3 separate regions of the Mus musculus genome follow, and all the other regions are linked to region 1. The links are chromatin loops, found by intact Hi-C in ENCODE. Cell type or tissue: gastrocnemius. All regions are shown on one strand. Each heading gives the region's core, and the rest is flanking DNA. Links, peaks and the distances in the headings are about the cores only.

The links. Peaks named below come from ENCODE experiments on the same cell type or tissue, not always from the same donor. Only the 100,000 strongest peaks of a DNase experiment are listed, where the experiment ranks them.
Region 2: a loop joins it to region 1, with 2.1 times the contacts of the local background. A loop is called at or near these places in 4 of 42 quality-filtered maps.
Region 3: it touches region 1 in a loop (4-fold over the local background); 4 of 42 quality-filtered maps call a loop at or near these places.

Annotation. Positions count from the first base shown.
Region 1 is chr11:117,535,994-117,546,044 of GRCm38, forward strand. No RefSeq gene overlaps it. Among named protein-coding and RNA genes, the nearest start is that of Gm11734, 18 kb to the left of the region's middle. In gastrocnemius, for the core only: no CTCF peak of the experiment used is centred there; a DNase peak (open chromatin) is centred at 5,414; H3K27ac peaks cover 4,544 bases.
Region 2 is chr11:117,590,026-117,600,076 of GRCm38, forward strand. It overlaps a transcript of Gm35170 not described here. Among named protein-coding and RNA genes, the nearest start is that of 2900041M22Rik, 16 kb to the right of the region's middle. In gastrocnemius, for the core only: a CTCF peak has its summit at 6,387; DNase peaks (open chromatin) are centred at 2,748, 6,312 and 8,248; H3K4me3 peaks cover 1,221 bases; H3K27ac peaks cover 3,920 bases.
Region 3 is chr11:117,611,488-117,621,538 of GRCm38, forward strand. It overlaps 2900041M22Rik (RIKEN cDNA 2900041M22 gene), which reads left to right. Exons shown (of 2, transcript NR_015489.2): 2 at 775-1,930. It overlaps Gm35170 (a long non-coding RNA gene), which reads right to left. Exons shown (of 4, transcript XR_003949818.1): 4 at 336-1,163. Among named protein-coding and RNA genes, the nearest start is that of 2900041M22Rik, 5.3 kb to the left of the region's middle. In gastrocnemius, for the core only: no CTCF peak of the experiment used is centred there; DNase peaks (open chromatin) are centred at 1,641, 6,122 and 7,490; H3K4me3 peaks cover 758 bases; H3K27ac peaks cover 2,087 bases.

The DNA.
Region 1 (10,051 bases), core at 1,377-9,376:
TAATTTAAGTACGTATATTTAATGGCTCAGTAAGTAAAATTGTGGTTATTGTTTGGAGTGGTTTGTACAATAATTTATGGGCTTGGCTGGCTCATTGATGGGTGTCTATGATGAAGTGGGTGGCAGCTGTGAAGAGGGCTTCTGAGCAGCTTGGGGAAGGAGGGAAGACTGATTCAACCCCAGTGTGCAGACCAGCGAGAGAAGACTGCCCCCAACCTGGAGACACCAGGGCCTCGTGTGTGGCCTTGGACATCCCAGAAGACCCAGAGGGTCTTAGCTCTCAATAACCACAACCTGTCCTGAGTGAGCCAGGGGAGCCAGAGTGCTGGCCTACTATGTGTGAGACCCTGGGCTCAATCCCCAGCATCCTGGTAGCTCATCCCTATAATCCCAGAACCCAGGAGGGGCAAATAGAAGGATCAGAAGTTCTAAGTCCTCTTTGGTTACAGAGTAAATTTTAGGTTAGAGACCCTGCATCATAAAGAAGGAAGTGGGGAGGAAGAGGGCCAGGGGAAGGAAGGGGGAAGGAAGGGGGAGGGGAGGGGAAGAGGAGGGGGCAAGGAGAGGGAAAGAAGGAGGGAGAGGGGACAAAGAGAGGGGAGAGGAAGGGGAGGGACCAGGGAGAGGGAAAGGGGGAAGGAGCGGAGAGGGGAGGGGGAGGGGACAGGGAGGGAGGAAGGGGAAGAGGGGAGGAGGAGGAGGAGGAGCCTCTGGGATGGAGCATCATAAGCAGGCACAATTCCAGGTACTTTCCATGCACTTGTGCCTGTAGCCAGCATGATTCATCCCCACCAGCTCTGACCAGCTCTGCACTCTGCCTTGCCCTTCCAGCAGTTTCCTAGTCTCCAGCACAATCCCTGCCCTGAACACTTTTCCTGAGAGAGTCTGAGAGAGCACGGCCAACCAGTTCTGATCCAGGACCCTGGATCAGAGGTGGGCCCTGGGGTCTGTGGAGGAGGATGACGGATATCTAGTTCATCCACCTCACAAGGATGAGGCTGAAAGTGGGGTAGAAAGAGAAGCATTGTTGGCTGCCCTTGGGCTAATGCTGTCTTGGCCAATAGTGATCTGAGTCCTGGGGCTTCCTGCAGACCAAAAGAGGTGGAGTCTGATGCTGATGGGGTGGAGTCTGATGCTGATGGGGTGGAGTCTGATGCTGATGGGGTGGAGTCTGATGCTGATGGGGTGGAGTCTGATGCTGATGGGGTGATCCCTTCCAGCCTCCATGTCTAGAAGGAGCTGCTAAGGACCCCACTGAGCCCCTCCTCGGTCTGAGTCTGGCTCAGTAATACACCATTTCCATCCCTACCCTTCTCCCCACCCCTCCCCTTCCAGTGATTGTCCCTAAGAGGGTAGCTCTAAATAAGCGTGGCTACCTCTCCATTATCCACGGTGGAAGAAGCACTTTGTAGATAATCTAAAGCTATTTCCCGCTTCCAGACCAGCATTGCTGTGCCCACAAAATCCTCCCTGCTCCCCCATCCAAACGGGGACACCCGAAGGAGATGCCGGCTTGTCTGCAACTTGGCCTCAGAAAAAAATGCATTTTGCATAGCTAAGCTCAATCAGGATTCTCTGCAAAGGCCTGTGGCTGACAGTAGATGGGGCTTGGAGCGCCAATGCATCCCCTATGCCCAAAGACTGCCTAAATCACCGTTTCAATGTTGTCTCCTGTGTCTCTGTCAAGCAATCCTGCCCCTGAGAGCTCCCCCAGAGCTCTTCATTCAAAGGATAGAGGGGATATACACACACACACACACACACACACACACAGGTCCTTCTGCTAGCCACCCCTTTTTCCTGTCTCTGTCCAGTGCCGCATGACTGGCAGCATCCTCTTGGCAGCACCCTGGATCAAAACCTAGGCAAAAGTCTCGATGCCCGTGGTGGTGCATATCTATAATCCTAGAGGTAAGGTAGGAGAATCGGAAGTTCAAGGCCATCCTCAGCTACGTGATGAGGCTAGCCTGGGCTGAAGGAGACCTTGTTTCCAAACAGAAATACAACTAATAAAAGGTAAAGGGTTAAAGATCAACTTTGAAAGGGCCACTCTTGCCACAGCCTTCTGAGCCAGAACCGAGGCTGACAAGGACTGGTATGGGCGAGGGAAGAGGATTCAAGAGAGTGCTGCAGGTGGGAATGTGAGACACAGCAGCTGAGCAAAGATAGAATAGAAAAGGATGGGGCTGGAGAGATGGCTCCACAGGTAAAGGAGCTTGCGGCCAAGCCTGTGGACCTGAGTTCAAGCCCCAGGATCTATGTGGTAGGAAGAGAGAACCAACCAACTCCTAAAATGTGTGTCTGTCTTATCTCCATGGTACATGTGCTCGCTCTCTCTCTCTCATAAACACACACACACACACACACACACATGTATATGCATGCTCACAAGAAAGTAAATAAACATGAGAACTGAAAATTTAAAAAAGCAGGGAACTCTATGTCACGTATGTTTTAGCACAATTAAAAAGTATAGCTCCCACCCCGGCCCTAGAAGAGAGAATCAACATTGGGATTATAAATGTTTACCGCCATAATTCAAGAAGGCCAGTGAAGACACATGTGAATAGTCGGACTCTTTTTCAGGCCCTCTATGGAGCCCTGGTTGGGGGAAGCCAAACTGCTACTAATAAAATAATAATATTAAACAGCTGTGGGAATAAGATCATCTCTCAGGCTCACACGTGGATAACCGAGAGTTAACTCTTAATAAAATAATAAAACGTAGGAGCTGTGGGAATACAGAGTCCCTCCGAAGACAACTGCCAGAGACCATATCCATAAAGTAATCACTCCCTTTTTTATTCCCTCATTTTACTGAACAAGACATAACTGTAGCCAGGCTGTTCCTGAATTTCTAGGGGGAAGGTAACTGTCAATCAAGATGAAGCATGTGACCATTTGTGGGTGTCCCAGCCTGACAAGCGGGTCCATATGGTCTGTGAGTGAGAGTGGGGAGGGGCAATTCACCACTGTCACTAGCCGGGCATCCATCCCGGCTGAGACCGTGAGGACCAGACTTCCACAGACAGAGCCCCTGGGTCACCCTCTCCTCCAATTCTAGACATTCAATGCACTGGGGATCCTGGAAGGGTCCTATGGCTGGAGAAAGCCCTGAGAGATGGTCACAGCAGGTGACCAGAGCCCAGGAAGGGAACTGAGTTCTGTCAGTTCTTGCATATTCTTAAAGCCACTACAACCATAAACCTCCCATCTATACAAGGATGCTTAGGCCAATGCCAAAGTGGGTGTTAAGCTGCCTTCTGCTTATATTGTATGTACATAGCTGTTTTATGTGTACATGTGCCTATGTACCATGTGTGTGCCTGTTGCTCTCAGAGACTAGGAAAGGCTATTGGATCCCCTAGAACTGTAGTTACAGATGGCGTGAGTCAAGACCACTGAACTCTCCAGTCTCCGCCTTTTTTTTTTTTAAGTAGCCCAGGCTGTCCTCAACCTCTTATGTAGCTGAAGATGACCTCTGACTGATGATCCATCCTCCTGCTTTGACCTCCTCTGAGTGCTGGGCTTTGTGGGGGTGACACAATCATCCTTCCAACTGAGTCACATGTTTATCTCTGAGGGTCTTCTGGAAACAGGAGATAAGAGATGCCCTTGAAGCCGGGCGTGGTGGTGCATGCCTTTAATCCCATCACTCGGGAGGCAGAGGCAGGTGGATCTCTGAGTTCAAGGCCAGCCTGGTCTACAAAGTGAATTCCAGGACAGCCAGGGCTATACAGAGAAACTCTGTCTTGAAAAAACCAAAAAAAAAAAAAAAACCAAAAAAAAAAAAAAAGAGATGCCCTTGAGCTGCGACCTAGATAGGGCTTGAGGGCTCTCTAACCCACCTTGTACCAGAAGGGCAGCATCTGTGGATTCTTTTAACTGCTGCCTCTGAAACCAAGGCAGCTTCGTAGGCAGCACCCAATCCCCCACCCAACGCAAACACCATCCACAAGCAGGAAACTGGAGGTCCTTGTAGCCCAGGAAACTATCAGGCCCTTGTAGCCCAGCCGCAGAAGACCCTGGAATTAGAAAGTCCTTAGTGGGCCGGCAACATGGATAAAAGGCACTTGCAGCCAAGCCTGACAACCTGAGTCTCATCTGTGTGACCCACGTAGTGGGAGGAGAAAATCGACTCCCGAAAATTGTCTTTGACCTCCACATGTGACCAGGTATCTGTGTCATCACATACATACATACATTCATACATACATACATACAAACAATAAATCAATTGAATTGTACTCAAGTTTTAAAAGGTAAAAATCCTTGAAGCAGTCTGCCCTTCCTGTTTCGCACCCGGGTCTCCCTCAAGGGAACCCACCCTGGTGCCTGGTGCTGATCCCTCCCCTCCCCAGTCAGCACGCAGCAGCTCTGCCTCCTCCTCTTTTGGAGCCGGGCAGCTGCAGACAGATGCACATGCATGGACACACATGCACATGCATGGACACACATGTACAGGGGTGCTGTTTTAAATAATCTCCCTCTGGGTGGTCTGCCAAGCACACAGTGTGGGTCACCAACTGTGGACAGCGGCCTCTCTGCCTCACACTCCCTCCCCCTTGTCCATTGAGTTGATGCCATTCATCCCTTCAGGGAATCTGGAGCCTGGGGTGCTTGAGAAATTTCTGAGGATAACAAGAGAGGAGGGAGTGAAAACCCAACACACTCATGCATACACGTACCCAATCTCTCTCTCTCTCTCTCTCTCTCTCTCTCTGTCTCACACACACACACACACACACACACACACACACACGAACACAGACATGCTCACACATGCTCATGCCTACCCTTCTCTCAGAGAGCCCTCTCCCTGCACCTGCATCTCACTTCCTTCAGAACTGATGGCTTCGCCCTCTTCCACGGCCGTGTCTGAAGCCCTCCTTTGTTTCTTCCTCCCTGTGTCCTGAGGATGTCCCTTCTGCTTTATTGTCAATACTCCTCTGAAGCATCTTCCTCACCACTTTGGAGGGTGACCTGACCCCTCTTTGTGGCAGTAGATCCATTAGTAGAAAGGAGAGAAAGGGACGGGTGGGCACAGAGGGCAAGGGAGTGGGCACCAGAATCTGGAGAGTTGGTATCTATTCCTCTCAACCCTCCCCTATTGCTGCCCAGACCCTGAGCGTCAAAGCCTCAGCTAATCAGACTTCTCAAATGTACACCTGAGCCCTCCTAACCTCTAGCCCAAATCACCTCTAAAACAATGTGACCCGCAGCAGCCACCTCCAATCTCCCCACCTTCCCTCCACTCTGGGAACAGCCCCTCTCCTTCCCAAATCAGCCTCCCTGAGGGCAAGGGCATAGCCAGGCTGGGCAAGAGATTGAGCCTAGCTCTCCCTCCTCTCCCCTCCCCGCTCTGCTTCCTGCTCTCTAGATCTGCTTGTAACTGACATTTTCCATCTGACAGGTCCTGTTTTCCCTGCCTCCGGTTGCCAGGGCAACAAGTGGAGAGGACGGCAGCCAGGGAGACTTTAACTGCCTTTTCAAGGCGCCCTGGACATAAACAGCACTTTCCATAATGGAAGCCCAGCATCAAGGTTTTAAAGAGCCAGGCAATACAGCTGAGGGGGAAAAAAACAAAACATAGGGATTGGGCAAGCCACCCCTGCTGGTCACTGTGAGAGACAGAGAGACAGACACAAAAGAGTGCTCTCCCTGAGAGGTCTGATCCTCTGCCTGACCCATAGCTCCAGACCCTGCTGCCCCAATGCCTTCTGTGACACCAGAGATCTCCACAGCCATGCTTCTGCCTGTGACACGGGGTGTCATCTCACTGAGGCACAGGGAGCTCTAGCATGACCTCACCTTCTGGGAATAATACCAGGGAAATGGCTCACTGAATAGAGAGCCTGCCTTGCATGAGAGAGGATCAGAGTTCCAGACTCAGCACTAAGGTTTGACAATCCACAACTCTAGACAGCGGAGACCAGAGGGCCCTTGGGGCTCACTGATGACCAGCCAGTCTAGCCAATCAGGGAGCTCCGGCTCAGTAAGAGACCCTGTCTCACAAAATAAGGTGCAGGCTAATTATTCAGAACTCTATCTCGTGGTGGCACACGCCTTTAATCCCAGCACTCGGGAGGCAGAGGCAGGTGGATTTCTGAGTTTGAGGCCAGCCTGGTCTACAAAGTGAGTTCCAGGACAGCCAGGGCTATACAGAGAAACCCTGTCTTGAAAAAAACCAAAAAACCAAAAATTCTCTATCATGAACTCTCAAGAAACAGCAGATGTAAGCTTGGAGGAGGCTCATGGCCCCCGTGGCCCAGATAACCTTTGCTGATAGCTTTTAAAAAGCAAAGCCATACAAGGCTGCAGTGCTGGCTCATTGGCTGAGAGCATGCCTTGTTCTTTCTTTTTTTAAGATTTATTTGTTATTGTACATAAGTACACTGTACCTGACTTCAGACACCCCCAGAACCACCATGTGGTTGCTGAGATTTGAACTCAGAACCTTCGGAGGAGCAGTCAGTGCTCTTACCTGCTGAGCCATCTCACCAGCCCCCGCATGCCTTGTTCTTACACAGGACCTGAATACCATTCCTAGTACCTACATAAGGTGGCACACAACTGCCTGTATCTCCAGCTCCAGAGACTCTGTCATCACCTTCTGGACTTCACAAGCACCTGTCCTTAAATGCACAGACACACACATCATACATACATACATACACATACACAAATATATATATATGTGTGTATATATATATATATGCACACACACATACATACACATATACATATATAAACACACACAAATACTCATATACTTATGTACATATATACACACACATACATACACATATACACATACATATATATATACACATACTTGCAAACATATACACAAATATACATATAAACACACATTTATACACATATACACATGTACATATATACACACATACATACACACATACATATATATACAAACATATACATGTACACATATACATATATAGACACACATGTACACATACATATACACACACACATAATTAAAAATGAAATACATGTATTTTCAAAAGCTATGCAGCCCAGCACCCCACACCCTTTCCTCCTAGTACTGAGCATTGAACTCAGAGGCTCACATACTCTGGGCAAGAGAGCTCTGCCCCAGCAAAGTCCTCTGCTCTTTTATGCTTTGATTCAGAGATTACATGCACCCTGCCAAGCAGAGCTTCACAGGCAGCTAATTCACCACTGCGGGTGGAAAGAGACTTTCTGTCTCCTGTCCCAAGGCGATTCATGAGGACTTGTCTAAAGAGTAGGCAACCGTGGAGCTGGCCAGCCAGGGCTGGGTGACACCAGAGGTGGGGGAGGTGAGACAGGGAGCAGCAGGGTTCTGGCTGGAGGAAGGCCTGGTCCCAGAACAGCAGGCTAGGTAGGTCATGAGTGGGCAGCAGAAGTCTAAATAGGGAGGGAGGGAGGAGGCAACCTCAGAGCCAGTCAGAAGGGCCAGGCCAGGGCTTGTCTAGCATCCCAGGCAGTGACAGCTGAGAAGGTCACACTGGTTTCCATCACAGAAGCTGGAGAAGGCCCCAGGCGGCTCCCGAGAGAGAGACAGGTGAGGCTAACAAGGGTGAACGGGTTCAGGGTACTGCAGTTAGGACTTGGCAAAAAATAAATCAATTGAAATTTAAAAATTTTTTTAAATCCTGCTTTTGGGTTTCTTCCTCCATTCACTGGCCTGCTTCCCTTCCCTTCTTAGGAGTATTTCCTCATCTCTTGCTTTTAAAAATCTGTGTTAGTATTTTTACCTGCATGCATGTATGTATGTGCATTGTGTGAAGGCCAGAAGAAAGCGATAGATCCCCTGGACCTGGAGTGATTAATGGAAGGTTGTGAGCCCCTATGTAGGTTCTAGGTGCTGAGCTTAGGTCCTCTGCAAGAGCAGCCAATACTCTTGACCACTGAGCCTTCTTTTTTCCCTTTCTTAATAAGCTATTTCTTGTCTGTGTCTAACTTAAAAGACACAACTTTTTCTCTAACTCTCCTGGTGGCCGCTAGGATTTTTGCCTACCCTATATTTTCTCTTAAACGCTAATAACACAGTTCTTGGGCTTAGAATGAAAATGAAGACACCCCTGCCCCAGACCAGCTGTTGCATGACTGTGGAGAGATGCTGAGCGATGGACAGGAGATGGGAGAAGGGCAGGGGTAAATATGGCCACTGGATGGAAGCCAGGGGCTTTGTAAGGAATGGATCAAGGCAAAGCTCTGGGCAGATGCAGGACAGGTCACTGTCCACCCAACTCAGGTCCCAGAGTCTACCCAGAGTCTCCCATCTTGCCTGTGGGACAGATTAGATAGGACAAGGCCTTAAAGCTCAGCCATCATCTCTATCTCTTGTTCTATGGAGATGCAGGCCGTGGCTTCAGAGATGCTGGTACCATGCACTAAGACAGTCTGTGGATTTTTAACTCATGGAACTCATGGTTTAGGAGTCATCGTAGAGGCAACCTGTCCCAGGTAAAGGGACAGCCAACCAGCACTGACATCTATGAAGGGTCGACTCACATGAAGCTTGTTCCTTTGAGCATGTACTGGGGGATTTGAGGTGTCCTCCAGGCACCCCAGGAGGACCAGAGCAGCCCAGGAAGTGAGGAACAGCTGGAAGCTGAAAGGGCGGGGCTCTGGGAAACACAAAATCTTGCCAGAAGCAAAGGAGGCTGAGGAATTAGCATTGGGAATACCAAGTTCATCTAAGGAGACAATGTTGGGGTGGGGGGAGGGGCGGGCGGGACGTTTCATTATCCAGGTGGCCAAAGCCCAAGGGAGAATACTGACTGTGCTCCTCATTTGCATTGAGTGTTCGCATTTCCAGAGTGTGTCCCCTTCCATTTCTTTCACTACAGCCCTGCAAAAGGAGCAAGGAGGGAGGGAGGGAGGAGAGGGGGAGGGAGGGAGGGAGGAGAGGGGGAGGGAGGAGAGGGGGAGGGAGGGACAGAGAAAGGGAGGGAGCCTGAAAGAAGGAAGGCAGGGAAGGGAGGGAGGGAGGGAGGGAGGGAGGGAGGGAGAAGAAAGGGAGGGAGGGAGAAAGGGCGGGAAGGCATGGACCACCTGTCTTTACACACACAAAGCACAGCTCACTGAATGCATCATCAAATGATTACAACAGGAAACTGAGGCCCTGGGCACTGGAACAGCTGCCCCATGGGACAGCCAGAGGAAGGAGAGGCTCACAAGGGTGTCTGTACCATCTGAGTCACGGCTCCAATTAGTTCCCCCCTAGAAGTCTCCTCAACAGTGATGATGCTCAACATGGAGTAGCACAGATGAAGGCTCCTATCAGGCTCATGCTCTACTTTACAGCAGAACGAAAGCTGAAGTGGGAATCAAGGGTCAGGCTGAGGGGCTGGAGAAGTGACTCAGCCATTGAGAGCACTTGTTCTTGCAGAGGACCCATGTTCAGTTCCCAGCACCCACATGGAAGCTCACTACCACCCATAACTCCAGCTCCTGGGGGCTTTCCACCTTCTTCCTGACTCCAAAGGCACCAGTCATACACAAGCTGTGCAGACATACGTGTAAGGAAAACACTAGTACACATGAAAGAAAGAGAAAATAAAATAATATTTTTTTCAACCATGTTTAAGAGCCTGTGAAGGTAGCTAGGTTGGTAGCATGCTTGTCTAGCAGGTACAAGGTCCCCCAGTGCCTCATAAAGCAGGTATGTGGCACACACCTGTAATCACAACACTGGAGAGGCATAGGGAGGAGGAAGAGGAGGAGGAGGAGGAAGAGGAGGAGGAGGAGTTACACAGCAGCTTAGAGACCAGGCTAGCTATAGGAAATACTATCTACACTGACAACAACTCCAGCTAAGGAGGATCCCAAGATCAGAAGTTTCAACTTTTCCCAGGACTAGTGGGGACAAAGCACGGGCGTGTGGTAGACTAAATGCTGACATCTTAACTCCCTAAGCCTGTGAATAGGGCTGGCTTGGAAGCAGTCTGCAGGTGCAGTTGCTCTGCAGAGCATAAAATGAGAGCAGTTGGTGGATCCTAAACTCCATCTCGAGGGTCCTTGTGAGTCACAGGCAGAT
Region 2 (10,051 bases), core at 1,389-9,388, 54 kb after region 1:
TGCTTTAGGTCAGGAGAGGGACGGGACATTTAGGACTGTCGCTCAGGCTTGGCTGTAGGTTGGCCCAAGAGGGTCCTCGGCACAGGTGAGGTTGGGAACAGCAGATAGCTTCCCAAGAGCAACGAGGCAAGGGAAAAAATGAACAGAAGCTGAAGGAGAGGCATCAAGAAGGAAAGGCAGGGGGCGGGGCGGGCAGGGGAGAAACCCGAGAAAGGAAGCTGAGGGCGGCGCCTCGACAATAGACAGGTCCTCCAGTTATGATCGCAAGCATCAGACAGTCCACTGCAGCCAGAGGTCTGTCAGATACATGAGTTCAGACAGTCCAATGGAGCCAGACAACCCAGAGCTCAGGTCTAGTGTTGAGGAGGCCAGCCTCTCCTACTTCCTCCCCTATCTCCTCTTTCCTTCAGGGATGGCCTAGGGCAGTGGTTCTCAATCTGTGGGTTGCGACCCTTTCACAAAGGTCTCGTATCAGGTATCCTGCATATCAGATATTTACATTATGCTTCACAACACTAGCAAAATTAAAGATATGAAGTAGCAACAAACATAATTTTATGGTTGGGTATCACCACACCATGAGGAACTGTATCAAAGAGTCATAGCATTAGGAAGGTTGAGAACCGTCGACTTAGATAATCTTTCCCCTCAGAGCATCCTGAGAAGGCCAAAGTCCCTCCGATCTCAGCCCTGCCAAATGACCAGCCAACACTCAGCACTAAATACCAGTCCTGAGAGGTGTCTTGAGGACTCTAACTCCATCAAATATGTTCCTGGCTGCAGCACAAGGCCCTCCTAGCTGAGCCCAGACAATTCATAGAATAGCAAGATAATTGTCATCGCTATTTTTCAATTGCTGTGACAAAACACCATGACCAAGTATAACTTAGGACTCAGAGTTGCAGAGGCTGAGTCTATGACCGTCATGGTGGGGAAAGCACTGCAGCAGGCAGGCATGGCGCTGGATGAGTAAGCTGAGAGCCTATAGCCTTAACCAAAAGTAGGAGGCAGAGAAAGCTAACTGGAACATCATGGGCTTTTGAAACCTCAAAACCAGCCCTGAGTGACACACCTCCTCTAACAAGGCCACACCCCCTAATCCTTCCCAAACAGTTCCACCAACTGGGCACCCACCATTCACTTTCAAACCATGACAATAATAAAATGATTTTTAGATCAGTATGCAAAATAATGGTTCTTTTCCCACCCTACCCCCCTGTTTGAGACAGGGTTTCTCTCTCTACATAGCTCTGGCTGTCCTGGAACTTGCTTTGTAGACCAGGCTGGCTGCAAATTCACAAAGATCTGACTACCTTCTGCCTCCCAAGTGGAGGGATTAAAGGTGTATACCACCACCTCCCAGCAATGGTTTCATTCTTAAGCAAAAAAAAAAAAAAAAAAAAAAATCATCAACCTCACTAGAATGACTTTTGATGGCTTAATGGGTGTCTTAGTCCATTTTCTGTTACTATCACAAAGGTCTGAGGCTGAAAAATTATAAAGAAAAGAGATTTGGGACATCTGGGAGCATGTCACCCTGTCAGCCTCTAGTGAGGGTCTCACACAAGCAGCATCTCACATGCAAGACAGAGCACATAGCAGCAGAAGAAACAAACACCAGGGGAGCCAAAGTCAGCACTCTCCCAGTAATGGATCCAATCCCAAAGTGTGTGTGTGTGTGTGTGTGTGTGTGTGTCTGCGTGCGTGCGTGCGTGTGTGCGTGCGTGCGTGTGTGTGTGTGTGTGTGCGCGCGCGTGCGCACACGCGCACGCACACGTGCATGTGTATGTACAGGTGTGTATTTACGCATGTGTATGCTCATGTGTAAGCTGTTCAGGGAGCTCAAACTTGCCTTTTGAAGAAAGACAACAACAAACCTGTCTTTCTATGACTACCTCTCTCTGTTTGAATGACTTCCCTTGACCATATGTCATGACTTCCTGGGGAATAAGCCCCAAAGCCTCAATAGCCAGACTCAGCAGATCCCTCAACCCCCAAATCAACCCAGCTTGGCAAAGCCTGGAGCAGGGTTCTGGGCCCCAGACTCAGACGTGTAACCCCAACTCTGTTCAGGATCTGTTTTCTCCTGCTGTGCAGCCGAGAGACATCTGGGCGGTGAAGCGGAGTGACATCTGCACTGTCTGTCAGCTTTCCAAGCAGGATATAAACATGATGAGGAAAATCCGAGCATGTGGGTGAACACCTGAATCTCAGCACCTCAGAGGCAGAGGAAGCAGGATTAGTTCAAGGCTATATATATATACCCTGCTACCCAGTGAGTCAGAAGCCAGCCTGGGCTGCATGAGATCCTGTCTCAAACAAACAAACAAACAAACAAAATGTATCAGGACAGAGGTCAACGTAAGGGATTCTCTGTGTGTGCGCCCATGTATGTGTCTGCTTGCATGCGTGAATGCATGTGCATGTGTGTATCTGTGTGTGTGCATGCATGTATGTGTGTACATGTATGTATGTGAAAACCAGAGGTAGATATCAGTTGTATTTTTCAGTCACATCTCACCTTTTACACATTTTCTATTTATTTAGTTGGGAAAGCATAAAAGTGGAGGGCAGAAGGACAATTGGTGAGAGCATCTTCTCTTCTATTCTCTCTTCTCTTCTATTCGGGGGGCCCAGGGGTAAAACACAGGGGTGCTGGGCTTCCAACTCAGCTGAGCTATCAGGGCTGGAACCCTCCCTCCAATTACTAGTCCATGGAAGGAGAGTTGGCTAAGATGGAGCTGTGGGCGGGGCTGGTGAAGCTCACTCAGGCTAAGCACTTGGCTTCAGATGGGAGCACTGCGGGCTCATAGCTTCAGATGGGGAAGGTACCTAATCAGCAGGGTTTATGCAAATATGTTAAAACTAGAAAACATGAAATCCAGAGCACATCTGACCCTTATATTCAGGTAGGGATGCACACAACCCACACAATACACTTATAGCAACTACAACTTAGGGAGATTCAGGCTACCCACAGCCCTTTGATGTTCATGAGCAACCTATAGAGCCCACTGACCCTTCAGCCCTCAGAGGGCTTTTTAGAGAGGAGTTAAAGTTAAAGTTAAGTTACTTCTGCAGCCATCGCACCTGTGGAGAAGCAGCTCCCTCCCTCTCCGCCACTCACAACCCCCAGGCTCGCTATCAGCTTCTGACATCAACACTGGTCCCAGCAGCCAGCGCAGCACACTAGAGTACCAGAAGCCCAAAACATCGAGAACCAAGGACAAAGCCATGTGCCTTTTTCCTACTGATCTTGCAGGTTCCCGAATAGGGCTTGAGTAGAGTAGAGTAGCCCGTGAGAAAGTGCAAGAGAGATGGGGAGATGCAATGGAGAAAAATAAATAAAAGTCACAGTCACAATAAGGAGAGGCACAGACTGCCAGCCAATGGCAGCAGAGCATCCATCCTAGAGGATGCAACTTGGGGAGGGGGGGCCTTTCTGAGTCGTTTCCATGGTTTCTGGCCCTTCATAATCCTCACCCAAACAGCTCTCTTCTTGCTCACCTTGTAGCATCTCCCAAGAGAAATGTATGACAGATGTACTGAAAAGGGGGGGGGTGTCCAGGGTTGGCAGGAGCTTAGTGGGAGCTAGGTGGGGAGGGGGCGGGGGGTGGAGGGAGGGGATGGTGAGCATAGGTCTTTCCCCAGGACAAGTGACCTGGTTCCTGCCTGGACATTTATGAGGTCAATCCTGGCCCAGCTCTGATTTATAAAAGTCTAGGGTCAAATGCATAGTAGTTCAGAGGGGAAGGGCCGGGCGGGATGCGAGCAGTGAGCTACACACTGAATGTAGCCCACTTTTCTACTCATCTTTTCTACTCATCCTTCCTGTGGAATGGATGAGTAGAAAAGACAAGAGCAGTGAATGAAACCTGGTGCTGACTGTCCAGCTCAGGCCTAGAGCTCAGGAGCTCAGAAAACAGTCGCTTTCAGAAAATGAAACAAAATTAAATTAAAGAAAGAAAGAAAGGAAGAAAGAAAGAAAGAAAGAAAGAAAGGAAGGAAGGAAGAAAGGAAAACAAAATGTCATTGAGGTGTAATGGCACACCAATAAAAGTTATTAGCCAGGCTGGCGAGATGGCTCAGTGGTTAAGAGCGCCGACTGCTCTTCTGAAGGTCCTGAGTTCAAATCCCAGCAACCACATGGTGGCTCACAACCATCCGTAATAAAATCTGATGCCCTCTTCTGGAGTATCTGAGGACAGCTACAGTGTACTTACTTATATATGTAAATATAGTAAATAAATAAATCTTTAAAAAAAAAGTTATTAGCCACTTTTCACTCCCAGGCAGGGTTTTTCTGTGTAGCCCTGGCTATCCTAGAACTAGCTCTGTAGACCAGGCTGACCTCTAGAGTGCTGGGATTGAAGGAGTTGAGCCTCCATGCCTGGCTAAAAGTCACCAGTCTTAAGGGTCCATCTGGCCAAGCACTGGTGGGGCACACCTTTAATCCCAGCGCTTGGGAGGCAGAGACAGGTGGATTTCTGAGTTCGAGGTCAGCCTGGTCTACAGAGTGAGTTCCAGGACAGCCAAGGCTACACAGAGAAACCCTGTCTCGAAAAAACAAGAACGATCCATCTGACAGGTTTGGGCTTCCTGTGTATGGTCGTGGGACTATTTCCAAGCTTTGAAGGTTCTTTGTTACCGACCCTATCCACGGCTCTGCTCTTTCCGGTTCTGGCTAGCATTCCACCATAGGGCTAAGTGGCAACCTTTACAAAGTTACTATTTGGGGCTGGCACACATGTGGAGGTCCGAGAACAACTTCCACTTTTACACAGTTTCCAGGGATGAGCTCAGGTCTCTAGGCTTCCAGGACAAGTGCCTTCACCTGAGGAAGGGCCTCACCTGTCACTGAGGAAGTGTCTTGCCCGTCCCGTGGTAACATTCGAATATTTAATTATGTACAATTATGCTTCAAGCCCTGACTCACGGTGCTGGTCCCTTTATGATCCTGCCGTTTCATCTCAGGTGCAGCTCAGCTCAGAAGAGGTCCTGTGGGGACAGAGAGGTAGCCCAGCAGTTAAGATCACATGTTGCTCTTGCAGAGGGTGAGGGTTCAGCTCCCAGCACCCATGCTAGCTCAAATCCACCTGTAACTCCAGTTCCAGGGGCTCCCACCAATCTTCTGACCCCTGCAGGTTCCTGCACGAACACGGTTTCTATACAAGCACTCAGGTGCACAGAGTCCTCCGTGTGCGCACTTCCTGTCCCACTGTTCAGCAGTCCCCACAGCAGAGGCAAATGAGAGGATTTCTAGTAGCACTCGATTTGAGGTTCGAGGTTGGCTCAGCCTTTCATCCTTCTCTGCTCCTTCTCCCTTGTCTTTTTCAAAATGCTCTTAAAGCAGGGGAAGCTCCCATGAAAGGAGAGAAAACGGGGATCAGAAAGGGTATGCGGGCACCCATCCGTGCACAACGCGAAGCTCCCTTCCAGGAGCTCCCCTTGACTGCCGGCCAGAGAAGCCAAGATCCAAAGCCTCCTGGGGGTGGGGGTGAGAGGCAGGAAATGGCCTCCCTGCACCCTTGCAGAGCAGAGGCACTGGTAAGTTAGGCTGAGGTCTGACCTCCAAGGAAACTTATGACCCATGGGAGACCAAAATGGGCACCACAGACCTCCTAGGTTCGGTGAACACTATCCTTAACCACGGTCTGAAAGAACTGGTCTCAACAGGACTTTTCTCACCTGCCCAAAGGCAAGAAAACCTGTGGAATGAGGGAAGGAGGCCTTGTGTGGGGTGCAGCACCCCGTGTGTGGGAAAGATTCTAGACCTGGTCACCATATAGGCTAAGGCCTTCACTACTCCCCTTTCACTTGGGCGCAGGCAGCAGATACCCACTCCCCCATGGCCAAGCAAGCGTCATTCCAAACATCTCCCTCCTTCACCCCAGACTGACCCTTCTGGCACCTCTCCATACCCACAGAGAAAAGTCAGATCCTGGTGGGGTCTGGGGAGATGGCTGGAGGAGACCTCTCATAGAGGTGAGATGTCCCTGGCTACCCGTCCTGGAAGCAAAGGAGCTGGGCCAGACTGTGGCTGGAATGAATGGGGTGCTTGTGCCTGACTGCCTGGGAACAGAGAATGAGCCCAGCAAGCCTCAGCAAGGCTCAGGGCAAAACTGGGTGGCTCAGTGGTGAGAGCACGGAGCCAGACTGCCCAGGGTTCAAGTCAAATTAAATGTGTTCGCTGTGCTAGCTATGTCACGTGGACTGTGCAATGGGCAAAATATGACACTCCCTCTGAATCTCTGCCCTAGTCACCACCCAGAACACACTTGAAACAGTGCCCAGTACACAGTAGGTGGCCAGGAAAGTCTGTGTTCCAAGCTTGGCATTATCTTGCAGCTAGGCCCTGCTATGTCGGGCATGGCAGCTCCTGCCCCAGCTGGCAGGGTATGGTGATGCAGGATAGGTACCTCGTCGCTCAGACAGGAACCTCTGACTCTTGAGGCCTGGCCTCCTGCCTGAGACAGAGGCAGAGCCAAGCAAAAAGCAAAAGCCACAGAGAGGCCCTGGGCTGACGCTTGGTTGGGCCACCCCATACTACTCAACTCCTGGAGGCCATTTATATCTTGTGACTTGCCCGGGCCGTGCGGAAGTCCTGGAAGCTGTCAGGATCCACCTTTGGGAGTATTTGCTCGCTTAAAGACCCAGAGGACAGCGCCAAAAGGAGAGAGGTTGAGGCCCAGGAGACTGGGTGCCAGGTCAGCCTGGGAGGTACAGGCTGCCCCAGGGTAGCCTCTTAGATCCTGTCCACAGAGCCCTTAACATGGTCTCCTCTCAGCCTCACCCTTTAGTTGCAACCAGCTCCAGGAAAGATGTGAAGCAGTCCAGCACTGGGGAGACAAACAGCAGGACACAGGCTGGGAGTCTTCCAATAAAGAAAGGGGATGTTGGAGGAACAGAAGAGAGAAGAGTGACGGGAGGGCACAAGCCACTGTGTGCACGTCCCACTACACAGGTGTTTGTGGGTGCACACTTACGAGGTGTGCTTGAGATGTGTGAGTGTGCACGCGCAGGTAGGTGCACAGGGTGTGTGGTGTGCAAAGGTACTGGGGTGAGGTGTAAGTGTGCAAACGGAGATATTCAAGTGTATGCACAGATGTATGCTCATGTGTGCAAATGTACATGTGTGGCAAACCAGAGGAGAGAGGGAGAAGAGAGAAGGGCAGAAGCCCCACCCCCACAAGCAGTTAGTCACCCAGCAACCAGTGCGGTCTGCTCTTCACAGGGACTCTGTGGGATCCACACACAGCCCCCAGGAGCCCACTGTGCATCACCATCCTTGGGGGTCAAGAGCCCTTCCACAGGAGAGTCCCTGAGACAGGCAGCTAGCTAGCCAATCCTGGCAGATCCACACACTCTACTAAGTTTAGGTGCAAGGTTGGGAGGAGGAGGAATCTCAGCAGGAGGGGCTATCCGCCTAGGTCAAGCCTGGAGTCCCACTCCCTGCTCTGTCCAGGGCAGCTACCTGGATCTCAACTTCCTTATCTGTAATGTTGGAGGTGAGGATGCTCAATTTAGTGTCACGTGACAATCACATTTGTCCTATTGCCCAGGCCTAGCCTGGGGCAGCTTTCCCCCTTCTTTCTACTCCGGATCCAAGACAAGCCAACCCTCACTCCCCTGCCCATCTCTGTGAAAATCTCCTGACACTGCAGACTCCCAACAAATAAACCCGCTCTCTCCTTTCCATCCCTGTCCTTCTCCCCACCTGGAGAACCTGGATCCTTCGATCCCACTCTTCTCTGATGGATTGTTCATCCTTTAGGAACACCCCCAGAGACATATTCTATCTTCCCCCAAGCCTGGAATTCAGAAGGAGGCACCTCTCTTGTGACTTACACAGGGCCCCGATATTTACCATTTCACTCTTCATTCTTGGCAGACTGGACGACCTGGCAATCCGCTAGCTTCCTTCCCTAGACTGTATTCCCTTGAGGGCAAGATCCTTTTATGCCCTGTGTCCAACCCAGGATATATATCCAGGAAATACATGAGAAAAGAACAAACCTTTCCAGCAAAGAACAAAACTCCACAGCAGGACTAGGGATGGACTAAGATGAAGGCTGCGGAGGAGGGGGCCTTCCCACATCCACACCTCTCACCCCCAACTCCCCCCACACACACACACCTTGTACTCTTTTCCCCTACAGACCCTGCTTTTACTCCGAGGCATCTGGAGGCTGGAGGCTCTGCCATCATCCGATGCTGGCTGGCTCATCAGCTGTTGCCATGGAGACCAGCCAGCAATCAGATCCATGCCCTCCTGCTGCTGGGCACAGTGGAGGTAAAGCCACAGAGAACCTTGACAAATGAGGGAAAGCTCATAGCTCCACACCCAGAGAAGCCTAGCACTGCTTACCTCCTCTTTCCTGCGGGAGGTGACCTCTGGAAGTCATTTCACCCCCCAAGGTCACTTCACTGGAATGCGGATGGGGCTGTCAACCCCTGCTGTTATATAGAGGTGAAATAAGCCCCTGAGGTGTGTGGGCCTGACACCACGTTTTGGCGGGCTATGACTTCTGATTTAGCTTTCTGAGAGGAGGTTGTGAGGGATGCCGTCTCTGACCCTTTATCCAGACCTATCACCCCCAACTCAGGTAGGGCTGCAGGAAGGAAGACAAAAAAATCTATTCATCACAACACTTAGGGATTCTGTGTGACACAGAAACAGAGACCTATAGGTATGCTGGTCACATGACCCCGACAGGCGGCATAATGTTGTTGCCACAATGGCTACCTCCTGCAATGAACTGATATGCTAAGACTTGCAACCCAGCTCCGGAAGATTTAGAATGCCTTTGCTGTTCCCGAACGGCCCCAGAGCCTCACTAGAGAAGGGGGTTGGGAGGGTGTATGGGCACATGGAAGCTCTCGCTTCGGGGATTGCTGGAACAGAAACAAGTCAGGATTCTTCAGCCAGCCCTGGGCAGGAAGGAACTCAGATCTCCAGATCTCGAGCTGGTCAGAGCTTCGGACCTCAGCATCTGAACCCAGGTTCTTATGTTTGCATGGCGAGTATCTGGCTGGTCAGCTCTTTACTCATGGGCACAGGTCTGTGGGGACTGGGCTCTAGGCGCTTGCAGGTCACAGAGCTGCCCCAGCCTGCGTGGACAGGAGAACTTTGTACCTGGATTTGGGGATAGGAGACTGCCAAGCCATCTGGCAAAAATGTGAATTTCTCCACCAGGAGGGATGAGGGTGGGAGGCAGGATTGGAAATAAGATAAGAATCTGTCACGACCTACGGAAGAGAAACTGAAAGGAAAATGCCCGTCTCAGGGTGGAACGACGCGTAAAGCATTCAAAGTGTGCTCTACCCAACCACCTCTGAGCTGCAAGCACAAGGTGACCCTGAACCACGTCTCTCTAATAAAAGGGAGCAGAGGGACCCCTGAGCAGCAAGGCAGGGGGACCTACCTTGAAGAGGGAGGGAAGCTAAAGATTTGCCTTATGAGCACAGCTCCTCTGAGGTTTGCTCAGGGGTGGGGACAAGCAGAGGGAAGCCAGCTTGGCATTTCAAAAGCGTTCAGGATACAGAATAGATGGCAGATATATTGCTATCCCTTTGGGCTCCTTGAGGGTGTACACCAGCGTCTGGGTGTGTGTGGTTAGCGGCAGAGCCAGAAGGTTCTGCCTCCCCCCACCCCTTCCCCGCCCCATGATTCTCTTCCCCCACTCCACCCCTGTTGGCCTCCTTCACTCCATCCCTCCCACTCCCCTACAGGGATTTAATTCCGACGTGTAAGTACCCCGTGAGCAAAAGTGTCTGTCTAGCTTAGAGCCGCTCTGAGTGTCACAGGAGAAAGGGCTTCCGATGATGACCAGAGAGGGGGACACACTCCCCTCCTCCACGTTCAGGAAGTGTCACTTGACCCCAATTTTGCTCACGGGGAGAGAAGGAAGCCACCGGCTAACTCCATGGTCTTCAGAAGTCTGTCTGTTTTCTAGTTTCCTTTTATCCCTTTTCCAAAGCTCTGCTCAGCCAAGGAAATGATGTAAACACTTACGGTGGCATTTTAATGGCCCCGGGGGTATCGATCCTT
Region 3 (10,051 bases), core at 1,460-9,459, 76 kb after region 1:
CAGACCAGCACCAGTTCCACCTTCCAAGTCGGAAGCTTGGGCATGTGCTAGTCAGACCATTTACCCGTTATCACCCAGCAAAGATGTGATAGCTCTGGAGTCTTCTCCAGGAACCTGCTTCAGATCCCGTATCTCAGACACTGTTTCCTAGTGCCAGCCTTGCTAGTCAGCAGAGAGAGAGAGAGAGAGAGAGAGAGAGAGAGAGAGAGAGAGAGAGAGACCTGACCAGGGTGGCTGCTGTCTTGATATCATAGCTCATCATTTTGTGTTCAACTTCACAGGACTGCAGACTAGCTCCCAGATACTTTGTAACAAATGACACCAAGACAGTGAGCTTAAAACAAAACAGTGAGGTTCAGGGGTCCAAGCCTCTGGCCAGGTCCTCCACTTGTGCTCTCATGAAGCTGCCATCCTAGTCTGAACTGCTAATCGTCTGAAAGAAAGATCCATCTTCAACTCAGCCAGTTGGTGTCTGTCAGTTCCTTGTGGGCTGTCAGGCTCGCACTATGTGGGCTGTTGGACCTGTTTCTTTGCTGACGATCAGATGGAGACCACACTCTACTTCTGGCTAAATAGCCCCCTCTATCAGCAACTCAGAGCTTATCCAGCTGCTTTGCCAAAGCCAGCATGGGGTGGAGGGCGGGGGGTGGGTATCATGGTCATTTGGTCAGGCACAGTCCCACCTTCAGACACAAAGGTGGCAGGAGTCATGGAGAACAATCTGGTGGCCACCATGTGACACGATAGTCACACAAGCATGTCCTCAATTTCCAGATTCAGGAAGAATGTCAAGAACAGGTGAAGGACCCACCCAGGCTCAGTTCAGTGGGAAAACGTTCTCAACAGCTTTGATGTCCCTGAGCTACATGCAGGTGGCGTTGGTACCTGGCTGGCTGCGGCAGATCCAGAGCAGAAACCACATCGGTGGGAGCCAGGAGACTGAAGAGCTTCCCTTCCTACTGCAGTCCTGTTACCTGGGGTTGGCCGGTCTGCATAGTGTGGAGTCAGCACCAGCTGAGGATGTACACATCGGTTGACATTGGCCAGTGCTGCTGCTTCTGCCTCTACCCAAGTGGTCATTGTTGGGAGGGAGGTCGTTGGGCTCCAGAGGGCAGGTCGAATGTTGAAACTACCTGAAGTTCAGACCAGCTCCCAAACTGAGCCTTCGGAAGAAAGGCCTTTTGTTAGGGGAGCCTCTGGAGTGGGAAGAGAGGGCAGTCTCCCTCCCCGAATAGGAAGTCTGCTGGTGGTGATATCTAATGAAGACTTTTATGATAGAAATGTAATTGTTAAAAAAAAATTTTTTTTTTACATCGGTCTCAGAGCTTTCAATCCAAGAGCTCGATCATTCCCTCATTCATGCCCTAAATAAGCCCTAATTAATCTCGAGGCTGGAAGAAAGGAGGCTAGATTGCAGCTTTCTCTGTAAGGACACACTTCATATTTTGGGGGAGTTTGAAGAGGCTCTCAAGCACTTCCCTCAGTGGTATTTTATCAGCGGCTCAGAGCGGCTTCATTAGGCTGCTGAAGTTGCTAATTGCATTACCATATTTTTAAGCCTCATAGGTGCGGGCCAGGCTTGACATCTTCCAATGTGCCCAACCGTTTGCCAGCTTGGCATGTCAGAGACCCCTCGCACAGTTTGCCTCAGGTGCAAGGAAGGCGACCAGCACCAGTGTCTCAGGGGCCTGCTGGCCACCTGCTGGGAGGGAAGCCACTACCAGGTCTCATTCACTTGGCAGAGAGAATGTGGCTACAGAATCAATGTCGTGGTGAGGCTATAACTCCAGCATTCAAGAGACTAAAGCAAGGGCTGAAAGATGGCTCCATAAGTAAAGCCTCTGCCTCTGTCCCCAAAGCCACATGGTAGGAAAGAATTAAAGGGGGGAAAAAAAGCATAGCTTTAAAAGTTAATGTCGTCCCATGGAGTAGAAAAAAAAAAAAAACCTTCAATACCCTCGCCAAGGAGGGAAAAACAAAATGAGCCCATGTGTGCACGCATGCATTCTTGTGGGTAGATATAAACATATGTGCACACGTTTATTTACATAGACATGAATATCTATATATGTGTGTTTGGACAGATATAAAAATATAGGCATATATATGATAACTGTGCATATGTGTGTAGGTAGATGAAATACATATACATATATATGACTGTATCTAGGTAGATGTAAATATATGTGCATATATAAATACTATATGTTTACATAGATATAAATACATGCATATATATGGATATCTATATATTGCATATATATGGATATCTATATATTGCATAACTATGAATGTAGATATATGAGTATAAATGCATGTATATATTTATATAGACTTGAATATATGCAGATTCTGTATTAGTTACTTCTCTCATTGTTGTGACCAAATACTTGACAAGTACCAAATTAAGGGGCTGGCGAGGTGGCTCAGCAGTTAAGAGCACTGGTCGCTCTTCCAGAGGATCTGGGTTCAGTTCTCAGCACCCGCGTGGTGGCTCACAACTGTCTGTAACTCCAGTTCCAGGAGATCTGATGCCCTCTCTGGCTTCTGGAGATACTAGGCATGGAAATGGTATACACACACACACACACACACACACACACACACACACACACACACAGAGGCAAAACACTCGTACACATAAATGTTTAAAAAGCAACAAAACTTTGAAAAGCAGAGAAAGGCTAGAAAGTGATGCTGGACTACACATCTCAAGAGCTGCTCCCCAAGAGAGCTGCTTCCTCTAGCTGGGCTCCACCTCATAAAGATTTTGCAACCTCCCAAAACAGCACCAGCAGCTAAGACCAGAGTGGGAAGCTAGACCAGATTCTCAAAGAGAACCTTCTGTGGGAGGTCAGGAGCCCCAGACAGCTGCACCCCTCCAAACATGCATTCCCCATCTGTCCATAGAGTAGAGAGGTGATGTCCATCCTACTGAGACAAGAAGATGGCTGTCTGATAGGGGAAACAGTAACTCCACCCCAACCACTGGTCTCTCACAGGGTCTCAGCCCCAGCTGTGCACAGTTGAAGGCAGCTGAGCACCCACCCCGAAGGTGGGGACCCCTCAGGGCCAGCAGATCCTGCCAAACATACAAAGCTGGGTCCTGCTGCCCAGCACCATGGTAAGACAGAGAGCGGTACACCCATCACTGCTCCCACTGTGGAGGTCAACTCCCCACAGGGCAGAGGAAGCTCCTGTCCTCCTGCCCTGTCAGGAGCAGGGCTGACACGTGGATCCTTGTGATAGGTCTTCCCCTCTTGCAATCCTGGAGCTCAGCTGGCATCTTTAAACTAGCCCTGGGGGCAACAGGAGGAAATGGCTGCTGGGCCTCCCCCAGGCTGTGGGTTCCTAGTCCTAAGGTTGCTGCCTGGAGAGACCCAGTCCAGAGAAGGTCTGGATCATGCTGACAGGTTAGGGGGGCTATCGGGGGAGTGCTGATCCAGGAGAGAGGCTTCACATTAAAAGAAAGGAGAACTCTGCGCATGTTCAGTTGTTCTAGGAATAAGGGAGGGCCTTCGGGGCACTACTTCCCAGAGCTGCCCCAATCTTTGAGTTTCCTTGACCCCAGACTTTCAGACTAGGGACACCTGCATTGCCAAAGGAGGAATGGTTCAGCAACTGGCCAAGAACATTCCAGAATAAGGCTTTGCATTTCCACCTGCCAATGGCTTGCTTCCCAGGAGGCCCCTAGAGGGTGAGCTCAGCCTCCAATAGCTACTGGGTAGGTTGAGGGGTGCTGGCTACTTTAAGGACCTGGCTGGTCCTGCCTTGGGAGAGAGCTCTTCAGTGTGTTCTGTAGGAGGCCCCTGTTCCCCATATCTGATAGTGGGTGACATGTTGGTGGAGTCCAGAAGTTGTTCACAATTCCTGGCAGAGAGCAGTGTGCTCTCAAGCCTTGGCTTTGGCGTTGGGCAGACAGGGCTGCACCCTGTGTGGGATAAGTGAAAGGGTCAACGGGAAAGGCTGAGTGCCTTCCCCATCTCCCTCCATAGTCTCTCTCCACTGCCCATCCCCTCTCCATAGCATTCTCCCTCCTAACCACTGCCCTCCCTATCCTTAATCGCACAGCATCTTCCTAATGCCCACCTAACACATCCCCAGTCCATAGTCACTCCTGCCCATCCCCCACCAGGACTTCTCTCCTACTGCCCCCTACCCCCAACCCGTCTACCTCACTCCCAACCTCCGCAGTCTCTCCTCACTGCCTACCCACTCCTTACCTAACTCTCCTCCATAGCGTAGTCCTCACCGACCACCCCATCTCGCCACAGCCTCTCCCCTGCCCCACACCTGCCATGCAGCAAAGGCCATACCCAAGCACAAGCCTCAGCCAGAGGAGGGACCCGGACTGTATCTGTTTACTAGGCAGCCTGGGAAAGAGTTGTCTTTGAGGATTTCCTGTCCCAGATCCTCTCACCCCTCTACCCTTGTCTCTCCTGCCCCTGCCCCTGTGCAGAGATGGAAGGGGTGCCCACGGCGGGTGGGATACAGGGGTCACAGACAACCTGCCAGCTTTGACACTGGGAGAGAGAAAGGCCAGGTTTTCAGTGATTTAGAACACAATAGGCAATCCTTGGGATGAGGGATCCCCCACCTGAGAAGACAGCCAACACCCATGGCAGAAGCAGCTTCTGACCCTCTCCCTCTCTCAGACTCACAGCTAGGGGTAGGACTCGGGCTTATGTTTTGAAACCCAGTTCTCTGAATAGCCCTAATGTCACCCTAAAGGACACCAGAGGGCTGAGCACCTCCTAGTCACACCCTCTCTTGCATCGGCTGCAAGCCTTGGTGGAATAGATGCACAAGGCTGCACGCGTCTTGCATGAGCATGCACAAGGCTGCATGCGTGTTGCATGTGCACAGCCCATGTCTATGTCAAGGAATCCAGCCAGGTAGGTACCAGGATCTCTCTTTTGGACTCATGGTCCCTTTAATACAGATTTCCTCAGCTTCTCCTTCCCTTCTCCCATGTGTCCCTGCTGAGTCCCAGCACCTACCCTGGGTTGGCACTGCTCAGAGTTGGTGTTTGGTAGCTGTTCGGACAATGAAACAAACATCTTCACACAGGCACACCCACCAGCAGCCAACTCTGTAGGCACAGGCTCCATCTACCAGTCCCTCCATATCTCGAGGCAGGGGCATTCCTCCTGCTCTGGCCACACTACCTCTTACCCCTCTTACCTCTTTCTGCAGCTGCCCAGCCCCCCAGGCTACCCTCCACAGTGAACCCTCAGGCTACCTTCCACAGTGGACCCCCCCAAGGCTACCCTCCACAGTGAACCCCCCAGGCTACCCTCCAAGTGAATCCATTTGACCTGTTGACAGATTTAACCACGGGTCGTTTAAAAATGACTATTTACATGCTTCTAAGATGACAGGGTTTTTAAAAGACATTCTGGAACCTTCCTTTCCCTCTCTCTGAGTTCTGCCAACCCGCCAGTCTGCCTCCAGGTTTCTGCGGAACCAAGGATCCCATTTCACACCCCACTCAGAATGTATAGTTTACGACGTGTAGGTCACCTGCTTTGGGGACCTTCCAGAGCCTACCTCAGTTTCATCTGTGAAATGGGAGAATAACAACGCCAGCAGGCTGTTCCTTGTGGAGAGTCAATGACCTGCAGGTATCATTGTGAACGACTTGGAGCAGAGCTCGCCTGTGGTGTCCGCCATTATGATTGTCACCGTCATTTTATGTGTGCAAGGAAAGAGATGCTAAGAGCCGGACATGAGAGGTGGTGACAGACAGACTCCCCAGAGCTCACTGGCCCGCTGCTCTAGCCGATTCAGCGAGCTCTGGGTCCGAGAGAGACCCTGCCTGCCTCAAACACTAAGGTGGAATCAGAGTGGAGAAGACACCTCATGTTACCGCTGACCTCCCTCCGCGTGCGCACTTGCACGCGTCCGTACACCAGCACATAAATTAGTACACATACATATATTTATACAAAAAAAAAAAAAGGAAATGCTGTTAAGAAATACAGTTCTGTGCAGTAACCAATCATAGTTGCTGCCCTAGTGGCCCTCCCTTATGAAAACCCCTCCAGGGCTCACAGTGTCTCTCAGCTTTCCAACTACTGCTGGCTGTGCTCCCGACCCCCACCCAGCCAGCCACTTATCCAACAGAGGAGAGAGTCAACAGAACCACTCCCCCCACACACACCCCAAAACCCCATGTGGCCCCAAATCAATTCAATTTGGCAGAACCAGCTTACATCTGAGTCCAGCAGTAGCCCGTGGTTTCAGGGCAAAATGCAAATGATAAATTCTGGAATTCACAGCACCCGAGGTGACTTTCCAAGCGCAGGGAGCTTTCTCTCTGCAGGAAGCAGCGGCTGTGTTGGCGTCGCACCCTTGATTGTGGGGACGGTGTTATTGCAGGTGTCTTATCTCGTTCAGCATTATTATTTCTCGAGGATAAGACAGCAAAGCAAGCGGAGGAGCTATCAGGCAACCCGCACTCTGTATTCACAGGCGAAAACCTCCTAGGACTCGTAAAAAGCAACCAGATTTGTAGGGTGGGGACAGGTTTAAAAAAGGGGTGGGAGGAACCGGCCAGCAATGGGAGCCAAGGAGGAAAATATTTCATTTTGTGTGTGGTTAAGGGAGGAACCAAGTTCAAAATGCCTTCTTTCTCCCCCTCTTTCTCTCTTCCTTTCTCTTGCCCCCGCTTCTCTCCCAATATCCTACACACACACACACACACACACACACACACACACACATCATGTTTCTGTGTTTCGTGCTGACTGATGCTATTCCTTATGGCTTTCAGAGCAAGAGAAGTCACCAGGGCTTCATCTGTTATGTTTATTCCGACAGAAATAAATCTCTGCCTTCACTTGGCCCAGGCTGGCTGGGGAATTCAGCTGGCCACACCCCCTACCACCGGTCACCACCCCCTAGCACCTCCCTGTGGGTAAGCCCAGTAGAATGGACCAAGACACACTTTGGCCTTATTGATCACCAGGCTGCTTCATTACCTCTGTGGGCCATAGATCAATAAGCTCACAGCAGCATAATAGACTTTTTAAGAAAATCAATTAGGCAGAATTTTTTTTTTACAGCATTGAGTCTGCACAGCCCTTGTATGGGTGTGTGGTTTAAAGTGTGCAGCACAGCTCCCTCCGAGAGCTGTCTCATAATGAGTGGGGCCAAGGCCAAGCTGAAAAGCACACAGGCAGTAATAGAGACCGGCCGAACTTGAGGCTGAAGAGAAGTCTTGGGGAAAGGACGGAACCATTCACGGCATGGCCTTGTTAGAGATCTGTGAGTAACCCCACTGGCCACCCTGCCTGATCCCTGAACATCCTTTTGTGGACAAAAATCTGCGAGCGTGCTTCATTCGTCTTGATTTTGAAGATGTGGAACTGAAGCTTCTTAGAAAGCTCAGACCGCTGTCTGAATTTCCCATTCAGAAAGCAGAAGGAAGCTGGGCGGGCATAAACATGAAATACGACCAGGCTGTGGCTGTCCAGATTTGGCACTGTGCCCCCCAGGCCTCTTCCCTGAGCCTGCAGAGACACACCTGGGGCTCTGGCAAGCCAGGCCCAGGCTTTTTATAGTGAGGGGAGGCTTCTGACACCTGCAGCACCCAACAACTGGCTACAAACATTTGGGGGTAGATGCAAATATACGTATGTGGGAGGGGTGTGTATGTGTATGTGTGCAAGTGTACACAAGCATTTAAGTGTAAGTGCACGAGGAGGCCAGAGGACCACCTCCAGTGTGATCCCTCGGGTACCTTCCATTTTTTTGTTTAAGACAAGGTCTCTCACTTGTCTGGAAATCTGCTAAGTAGACTGGGCTCCTAGTCAGAAGCTCCAGGAATCCTCCTGCCTCCACCCTGCCAGCATTGGGGTTACAGGTGTGAGACACCCCAGCTGGCTTCCTACCTGGGACCTGGGTGTCCGACCTCAGGTCCTTGGGTTTGCAAAGCAAGTGCTGAACTGGCCGAGCTGTGTCCCCAGACCCCTTGCTTGGCAGCTCACAGACCCAAAAGTGAACCCAAAGAGTGGAGGTGCACAGAGTACCCCAAGGGATGCTCAGAGGCTCTCAGCTGGGGGGACCCCTATAATTTCCTCTGCTTCAGTCTCCTCTCTGCTTTCTTCCTGGCCTGCCACGATCATGGATTACGCACCTTTTAAAGGAGGGGGAGAAAGAACCGATTCTCTTCTCCCTTCTAACAAGTCTGAGATAAACCACTCAAACAGCTGTGATGACATGGTGTGGAGCCCAGCAGGAGAGAGGGGCCAGAAGTCCACAGCTCTGCCAAACTCAGAGAACCACGGATCCCAGCCTGTGTAGAATAAATAACAAAGTCGTAAACTCCACCGAGGAGCCGAGCGTTGACATTTAAAATTCTCTCTCTGCTTTGTTCTCCTGGTTCATGTCATCAGAATACTGGGGTGGAATCTTGGCTGTAATTTATGTCCGTTTGAGGTGGATCTAATTCACCGGTATTTCCTCCTGTCTGTGTCTGGCTGTCCTGAGCCTGTCCTTAGGTAACTTGGGCTCTTTTTCTGAGACTCCCTTCCTGCCTCAACCCTGGGCAAAATGAAAAGTTTGATTATTTGTTTGTGTGTTTGTGTGTGTGGTGTGTGTATGTGTATATATATATGTCTGTGTGGTGTGTGCATGGTGTGTGGTGTGCATGTCTGTATGTGTGTGTGTGTGGTGTGTGTATGTGGTATGTGTATGTGTATATATGTGTGCTTATAAGTGTGTGGGTGCAGTGTATGTATGTGTGGTGTGTGTGTATGTGTGTGTGGTGTGTGTATGTGTGTGGTGTGTCTATGTGTGTGGTATGTGTATCTGTATAAGTGTATGGTGTGTGTATGTATATATGTGGAAAGTATGTTTGTACATGTATGTGTATGTGTGTGTGTGTGCGTGTATGTGTGTGTGTGTGTGTCTGTGCCCCTAACATGTGGAGGTCAGAGGTCAACCCCAGCCTCAGTTGTCACTTTTCAGTGCTGTTCACCTTGTGTTTTGAAAAAGCATCTCTTTCTGGACTGGAACTCATCAGGTGGGCTGGGCAGGCAAGTGAGGAAGACCCAGGGACCTGGCTATCTCAGCCTTCCCAGTCCTGGGACTGCAAGCACGTGCCACCATGCCCCGCATCTTTGCACCAGTGCTGGGGATTCAACTCTGGTCCTCAGGCTTGCAGCTGAGCAAGCCCAGCTTGCCGCTGTGGGCGTGGCTTGCAGGCATCAAGCCTGTGCTTTGTATTTTCTCTGGTTAGCCCTCCCCTCCTTTTCCTCCCACACCCATTTGTTTCCCTTGGAATTTAAAACCTGGATTGCACTGAAAATCCTAATTCCTCCCTGCAAGGATTAATAATAATAATAATAATAATAATAATAATAATAATAATAATCTGAAAGACTCCTAGACAATTTCCAGGTCCCAATGGAGCTGCCTGGAGACCAGAATTTGTCTTAAACTGGAGTAATACCCCATCACTCCTTGCTGGTGTGAGAGACAAATGGCTGTTGGCCTTGATCCTTGGCCTCTCTCCAGAGGGCAGTGTAGGGGAATCTCCTGGGATTCTGGGATACATGCCCACTTTAGGGAAAGGAAAACTGTTAGAAAGATATACAAATGGAGGTCTTCTAGGTCCAGTGATTTGGAGGCGACTACCTCCAAGGTGCATGTATGAATTACATTCCCATGCTGTGGTCAAACCTTCTGAGCAAGATAATGAATAAAAGAAGTAATCAGGCTCCCTGTTTCAGAGGGCTGGAGTCTCATGATGGAGGAACAAAGGTAGGGCAGCAAGAACAGCTGAGAGCTCACATCTTGATCCGCAAGCAGAAGAAAGCGAAGAGCACCCTGGGAAAAACCTCAAGCCCTGCCTTAAGGATACACACCCTCCAACAAGGTTCAACCCCTGATGTTTCCCAAACAGTTCCAAAAACTGGGGCCCATGTATTTAAATATTCAAATAGCCAAGGGGAGGCCACTCTCATTCAAACCACCAAAGTCTTTAGTCCCAAGAGTCTTCATGGTAACTAGAAAGAATCTCAGCCACACACTGAATAAACCATCC